2 separate regions of the Homo sapiens genome follow, and region 2 is linked to region 1. A link is a contact called in ENCODE Hi-C or POLR2A ChIA-PET data. All regions are on one chromosome and are shown on one strand. Each heading gives the region's core, a stretch centred on a gene start or an enhancer-like site at or near the end of the contact. The rest is flanking DNA. Distances are from core to core; before and after follow the strand shown. Region 1 holds the start of HEMK2 (HemK methyltransferase 2, ETF1 glutamine and histone H4 lysine). Region 2 holds the start of LINC00189 (long intergenic non-protein coding RNA 189).

What was found. A loop is a pair of places that touch in the nucleus more often than their neighbours do. ChIA-PET counts read pairs that join two places held with the same protein, here RNA polymerase II (POLR2A). Pooled maps may share reads with other maps.
Region 2: a map of naive thymus-derived CD4-positive, alpha-beta T cell shows a loop between it and region 1 (3-fold over the local background). The contact joins the promoter of LINC00189 here to the promoter of HEMK2 in region 1. A Hi-C loop is called at or near these places in 1 of 168 maps with a recorded cell type or tissue (naive thymus-derived CD4-positive, alpha-beta T cell) and 10 of 50 pooled maps. POLR2A ChIA-PET finds 5 or more read pairs at or near these places in 1 of 52 experiments (activated naive CD4-positive, alpha-beta T cell).

The regions. Positions count from the first base shown.
Region 1 is chr21:28,883,796-28,887,460 of GRCh38, reverse strand. It overlaps HEMK2 (HemK methyltransferase 2, ETF1 glutamine and histone H4 lysine), which reads left to right and starts at 2,094. Exons shown (of 6, transcript NM_013240.6): 1 at 2,094-2,249. The coding sequence starts at 2,116. It also overlaps the pseudogene HSPD1P7. RefSeq lists enhancers at 1,677-2,235, 2,181-2,240, 2,236-2,795.
Region 2 is chr21:29,191,640-29,195,304 of GRCh38, reverse strand. LINC00189 (long intergenic non-protein coding RNA 189) reads right to left here and starts at 1,811. Exons shown (of 2, transcript NR_027072.2): 1 at 1,045-1,811.

The sequences.
Region 1 (3,665 bases), core at 845-3,344:
GTGGAAAAAAGGAATTATTGACAAAACAAAGGTTGTGAGAAGTGCTTTACTGGATGCTGCTGGGGTGGCCTGTTAACTACAGCAGAAGTTGTAGTCAAAGAAATTCCTAAAAAAAGAGAAGGACCCTGTATTGGGTGCAATGGGTGGAACGGGAGGTGTTATGGGAAATGGCAAGTTCTAATGATTAGAATAGCGTTTTACTTTAATTAATGAACTGTGGCAGGAAGCCCAAGGCAGTATTCCTCACCAATAACTTCAGAGAAGTCAGCTGGAGAAAACGACTGAAGAAAAGGCTAGCAGATGTTTAGGAAATCACTATAACAATCAGTTACTGGTTTCAAGTGACAAAATATATAATGTTTTACTGCTGTCACTGTCCATGCCTACAGATAATTTATTTTGTATTTTTGGATAAAAAGACATTTGTATATTCCTAATACTGGGTGCGAGAGCACCTATGGTTCCAGTTCCAGCTACTCAGGAGGCTGAGGGAGGAGGATCGCTTGAACCCAGGAGATCAAGTACAACTCTTTCTATATATATATATTTTTCATATTTTTACATAATAAAATTCTATATGGCAGTTAAGAGGAGTAACCTAACCATATATCAAAACATAAATCTCATATAATGTTGACTGAAAAAGAAATTTGAAAAATATGTCCAACCTAGTACCAGTTATGTAAATTTTAAAATACACCGTATGTTGCTTATAAAGATATGAATGTTTATAAACGTATAAATACAAGATCCATGTTTTTACATGGATTAGATGGACATACACTAAATCCATAAGAGCCTTGGAGAGAATGTTACACAATTAAACTGAAGGCAAATAGAGAAAGAACATCCATCTTATTTGTAATATTTTAGTTCTTGTATTTAAAAAATATTTTAAGGAAACATGAGAAAATACTGTCATTTCTGGGTTTAAAACTTGGGGTTTTGAAATTTGTAACCCAGCCGGGTGCGTTAAAGGCTCACACCTGTAATCTCAGCACTTTGAGAGCCCAAGGCGGGTGGATCACCTGAAGTCAGCAGTTTGAGACCAGCCTGGCCAACATGGGGAAAATCCGTCTCTACTAAAAATACAAAAATTAGGCAGCCGTGGCTGCAGGCGCCTGTAATCCCAGCTACTCCGGAGGCTGAGGCAGGAGAACCGCTTGAACCTGGGAGGCAGAGGTTGCAGTGAGCCTAGCTCGCGCCACTGCACTCCAGCCTGGGGGATACAGCGAGACTCTGTCTCCAAAAAAAAAAAATACATAAGTAGAAATAAAATAAAATAAAATTTGTACCTCAAATACTTTTCTGTATTTTTATTTCTCAAATTTAAAAAACGAGCTGTAAAAATGTTTCATTGCGAAACAAATTTCAGAAATTGACTCAAAAAGAATGCAAATACTTGAATAGTCTAATAACTTACAGATGTTCCAAAACATCAAAGATCCATTCACTCAAAAAGGCACCAAGCCCAGCCAGTTTTAAGGCTTTCTACCTAATGTTCCAGAAACAGTGTCCTAACTCACATAACGAGGGTAGCGTAATCTTGGTAAAAAAAAACGGAGCCAGATTATTAGCCTCCCCAATTCAGCAGTGTATTAAACCGCATCATCTTGCTTAAGGTTTATAAAAAGAGTGCATTCATGATTCATCAGGAAGGCAATTTATAAAGTACAGTAAAAAAACGAGGAAAGTCTTCATCTTTATAGCGTAAAGCTTAAAGTTCAGCTGACAAAAAAACAGTAAAATTTATTATGTATTTTTTCAAATCCTTGCAAACTAGGAATAAAACAGAATTTCCAAATATCATTAGAATGAAGAAAGAACATTCACCTTAGTCAAAAACAACTCAGAATGCCCACTATCAGGTTCTAGTTCACAGAATAAAATTTAAATGTTCCAAAGAAGAAAGCAAATGTCAATAGTCACGGATTATACAACTGTCTACTTAGCAATTTCAAGGAGAGCCACTGACAAATTTAGAATTAAGACCCAACAACAACACACTGGTCGCCCGGGACGCCAGCCCCACTCCTAGGCCTGCGCATGAGGGTGAGGGCATGCGCATGCGCATGCGCACGCCCTGCGCACGCGCATGGAACGCAGCGAAGGACTATGGCAGGGGAGAACTTCGCTACGCCGTTCCACGGGCACGTGGGCCGCGGCGCCTTCAGCGACGTGTACGAGCCCGCGGAGGACACGTTTCTGCTTTTGGACGCGCTGGAGGCAGCGGCTGCCGAACTGGCAGGGTGCGAGGAGGGGAGGGGCTCTGACGGGAAAGGGTTGCGGCTTTCTGAAGAAGTGCGGTGGAGGAGGGCCGGAACGGTGACTATCACCGCCCTGAGCCGGAGCAGGCGGGGTCCACTTGCAGATGATTGACAGCCAGGACGCCGTAATTGAGAATTTTCCTGTAGCTACAAGTAATGAGTGTGCCGGGGACGCATCTCCTTTGCCAGGGGGCTGCTCTGTCTCATGAGCTCCCTGACTGCTTACCATGCAAAGGCGTATCTTTTCCTGTCGCCTGTTAATCTGAAGAACACATGTCCCTGAGAGAAGCGATAGTATAACACGTTTGGAAACAAAATATTCCGGAAACATTGCTTATTAATATTTTTAAAGTATTACATATTAAAATTGCATGGTATTATTTGATTTACTCAGCACATAGAAAGCACCCTTAACAAACATGAAAGAAAGTTGTGTTACTGGAGTGGGGAAATATTTTTAAACCCACTGAATAGCATACTCTAGCACCAGCCAGTCCTCACATGTGGCTACAGAGCGCTTGAAATGTGGCTAGTGCTATTGAGGAACTGAATTTTTCATTTAATTGTTACCAAAAAAAAGTTACATGCAGCTAGCAGACAATAGTCTACCCTAGCACTTTATTTAAATGGATTTATTGAAGTGATCGCCATCAATTTTAAATTAATAGCAGAAGGAATGAATACTGACATTGTGATTTTTAAATGTAAGGAATTTGGGTTGTTAGATTTGTTTGAAGATAAGATGAACTGGGTTTTCTCAGGATGGAACAAACAGCTTTCAGGTTTCAAAGATCTATATTGTATTTATTTATCCCTCTTAAACTTGGTCATATTTCTCCAGTATAAAATGTCCCAGCTCTTATTAAACTAGTCTTTCATTGTAGATGATGGAACTTTTGGATCTACTGGAATATACAGTGGAACAGTACTGTTTTATAACTTGTCTTTTCTTCTCAAGATAGCCCAGAAAGATTTACAAGCACAAATTGCACTGCAAAGTATGCTGTAAAAGGAGCTGATTTTGTTATAAAGTCTTGGGTTATTTCTAGTTTGGAATTCTAATTATTTATGAGACCATGATAGTTATTTTCAAAGAGAAGCCACCTGGTGAGATTCTCAGACCTTACTACCACCTAATAAAGACTTGTCAGATGTGTAGACTGGTTCCAAAAGTTTAAAACCTCTGGAGCTTGTCACTGGGTAGTTGTTTTGGGAGTTCAGTGCTAAAAATTTCCCTAAATGCCATCAAGCTGATCTTTTTAATGGGGATGATTTATGCTTTTGATGCATGTATAACATTATAGAGGGCTGGCACTGTGGTTCGTGCCTATAGTCCTAACTACTTGGGAGGCTGAGGTGGGAGGATCACTTGAGCAAGCCCAGGAGTTAAAGGCAGCA
Region 2 (3,665 bases), core at 562-3,061, 310 kb before region 1:
TTTCATTCCCAAACTCTTGAATGTGAATATCTTTGACCTGTAGGAGATGAAAATATGCCTGTTTGGCATAAGGATTATTTTGAGGTATTTTGAGAAATTGCAGACACAGGAGAAGCTCTGAAAACAGAGTAAAAGTTACCCTTTTGTAAGAAAAATGTATATCTGTAAAGGAAATCTCCATTTGTAAGTGTCTTCCTCTCTGTACCAGGATGAGAAGGATGACTAAATCATTAGAGACTCAGTGGAGAAGGCACCAACTTAGATCTGCATAACAAACTTGACCTTTGCTTACTGTGTTTTCCTGGGCGTCTCACCATAACTGGCCTTCCCCTCACCCTTCTGTCTTTGTTTCAGTGGAAGATAGGATTTAAGCCTGAATTCAAAGCCATGTCTTTGAGATTTGCTCATTTCTCTAAGTTTCTCCCAGGTATACAGAAGATACACGTTATGAAACGTCCTTTTTTCCCTCGTTAATCAGTCTTTTGTTGCGGCGGTCTGCCCCAGCTAAAAGATATGCAGAGTAGAGAGAAATGTTTTCCCCCTACAGTCCCCAATACTTAATTTTATTCACTAATTTCTGGATCTTGATTTATTAATCATTGAAAAGGTGTCAGATGCACCAAAATCACCCTGGTAAAGAAAGAATACGTAGAGAAAAAAGGTGAAATGCTTTGTCTAGCTCATCCGTCTGGGTTATCTGTGCCTTTGTTTGCCTCTGATTGGGCTATTTCACAACTCTTTAGACACAGAAGTTACCTTGGAGAAAATTGATTGGAATGCAAATAATCTCTGTCCATGAAAATGCAAACTGGGTTTGTGTGGATATTGACCAGTTTTGCCAGTTTTGCATTTGTTTGTAAATTCATTTCACATTCCTTATTTAACCATAAATGTGTGGTTCTCTTTTGAACTCCTTGCAACATCTATTTATCACCTTATTAATTCCTGAGTTAAATCCGACACATTTATTTTATATTGTATGAAAGTTGTAATTTTATCCTCATTTAAAACGTATTCTTTAATGAATATAAACAGCAAACTTACGTGATTCATTGAGGAACACATCTGAAATTCAAACATGTTCCTTTCCTTGCAAGTTTTCTCTCCAAGGCCAGAATTGCATCCTTCCTGTGTCATCCAGATAGTCATTGTCAAAGAATCAGTCAATCAAAGATGGCTTTGTAAGCTTGCTGAATAAATAACAGAGTCCTGGACATTTTTGAATAGCTTCTTCTGTTCAACAAAAAACAACTTGCAAGGCTAGGCGCGATGGCTCACGTCTGTAATCTCAGCACTTTGGGAGGCTGAGGTGGGCGGATTGCTTCACCTCAAGAGTTCAAGACCAGCTGGGAACATGGTGAAACCCCAACTCTACTAAAAATACAAAATAAAAATTAAAATTAGCCGGGTGTGGTGGTGCATGCCTGTAGTCCCAGGTACTCGGGAAGCCGAGGTGGGAGGATCACTTGAGCCCGGGAGGCAGAGGTTGCGGAGAGCCGAGATTGCGCCACTGCACTCCAGCCTGGGCAACAAACCTGGGCGACAAAGTGAGACCCCGTCTCAAAAAAACAAACAAACAAAAAAACAAAACAACCTGCAAAGCTTCTAAGGCAACCTGTTGTTCCCAGTGGTTACTCCAATGTACTTGTGGTGAATCCACAGGCGTCTGCAGCAACTTCAATTCTTGCCTCCTCAGATGAAAGAATTCGACTGAGGGGCATAAAGCAGAAAAAAAGACTAAGGCAAGTTTCAGCACAGGAGTGGAAGTTTATTTAAAAGGCTTTAAAACAGGAAAGAAAGTTCACTTGTAAAAGACCCAAGAGGGTGCCTGAAGGTCAAAAAGAGAGCGTTTAACCTTGATCCTCGGGCTTTACAGGCTTGCCTCTTTCCCATAATTCCTCCCTTAGGGTGGGCTTCCCGCATGCGCAGTGCCCTCCTTACTTCTGGGAATTGAGCACACAGTGAGTTTAAGAAGTTGTATACAGCCGCGTCTGATCCTTCCTTCCCTTTTTTCCGATGGAGTGTCCCCAAAAGGTCATACTCCGCCAACTTGTCTTTTACGGTACATGCCCAGGAGGCTGCTTTCCCTGGCATCTGCATTCAATTAACACTTTAATGTTAACAGCTGTGGATCATCAGGAGATTGTCTCTCCCTGGCACAGGCTGCTGAATTATCATTGCTAGAGAGGCAGTGTGATAATTGTCAAACCATCCCCGGACATTCCTAGTGGGTGGGGGAAGAGCGCTCTCCTGCCCCACTCATGCCTATCTAACTACCTGTAACAATACGAATAAGTTGCCAACAGATCATAAGTAAGCATTACCAAAAGGAAAGTAAGATCTGTTTAGGGGGCTTCTTGGAGAGAAGATTTGCAAACAAAATTTGGTTTAAAAGGGGATGATAATATTAGTTCATCTCATCGGAGTGTATGCAAAACAAACTCTTCAATGTTTTTATTAAAATTTGGCTAATGTCTTTTGAGAAAGCAAAATTTTGAAAAATTTTGTTTTTAGTTTTTATTTTTACAATTGTATTTTAAAACTTATAGAAACACAACTGTTTAGCAGCTTTTCTCTAGAGAGTATGTTGCTAAAATTTTAGGCCTTTCTTTTTACTGAATTTAATTTTATGTAACTACAGACTTGAGTATTTTATAGCTATAATACCATTCCAGTTATGTAAGTAATATTTTATGTAATTGAAATAATTATGTGGGAGGAATTTAGTCAACTCAACTGTATAACCATTCATGTAGTTTATAGAATTATAAAAAAGTTTTAGACATATTTCTATGTGAATGTGTAGTGTCTTTGCAAAAACAGCACCAAACTATAATCATATAAGTAGCTGAAGGTTTTAATGATTTAATGAATATTTAATTATTTAATTTAAATTAATAAATAATGACCATCTAATAAATATGACTAATGATGTTTGTGGTAGCAAGTATAAGAATTTGTGTTTGTTGGCCGGGTGCGGTGGCTCACGCCTATAATCCCAGCACTTTGAGAGGCCGAGGTGGGCGGATCACCTGAGGTTGGGAGTTCGAGACAAGTCTGACCAACATGGAGAAACCCCGTCTCTGCTGAAAATACAAAATTAGCCGGGCATGGTGGTGCACACCTATAATCCCAGCTACTCGGGAGGCTGAGGCAGGAGAATCGCTTGAACCCAGGAGGTGGAGGTTGCGGTGAGCCAAGATGGTGCCATTGCACTCCAGTCTGGGCAACAAGAGCAAAACTCCATCTCAAAAAAAAAAAAAAAAAAAAAGAATTTGTGTTTGTCATCAATGTGATCAGTGTGGAACATTTAATAAAAGGTTACAGAAACCTAATGAGAGCTTATTAGGATGAAATACATGTGTTTTTAAAACTATTAATATTTATCTTACTTGTGAATATGTTTCATGCATTGCCTGTTATTAAACTTATTAGAAAATGAGATCATTGTCATCAATCACCACTCAAGCATCATCTCCTTCCAAAGCCACCCTTGATGTCCTCAAGACAGAATTAAATGCTCCCTCTTGTCTGTTCCCACAGTGTATCTGCCATAACTGCACCATAATTATTGTTTATCTGTGAGTACCTATCTATAGGTGTGGTAAATGGAAACAATATAGATGTTGAAGTCAAACCAGATTTGAATTTCAAAATAACCAATT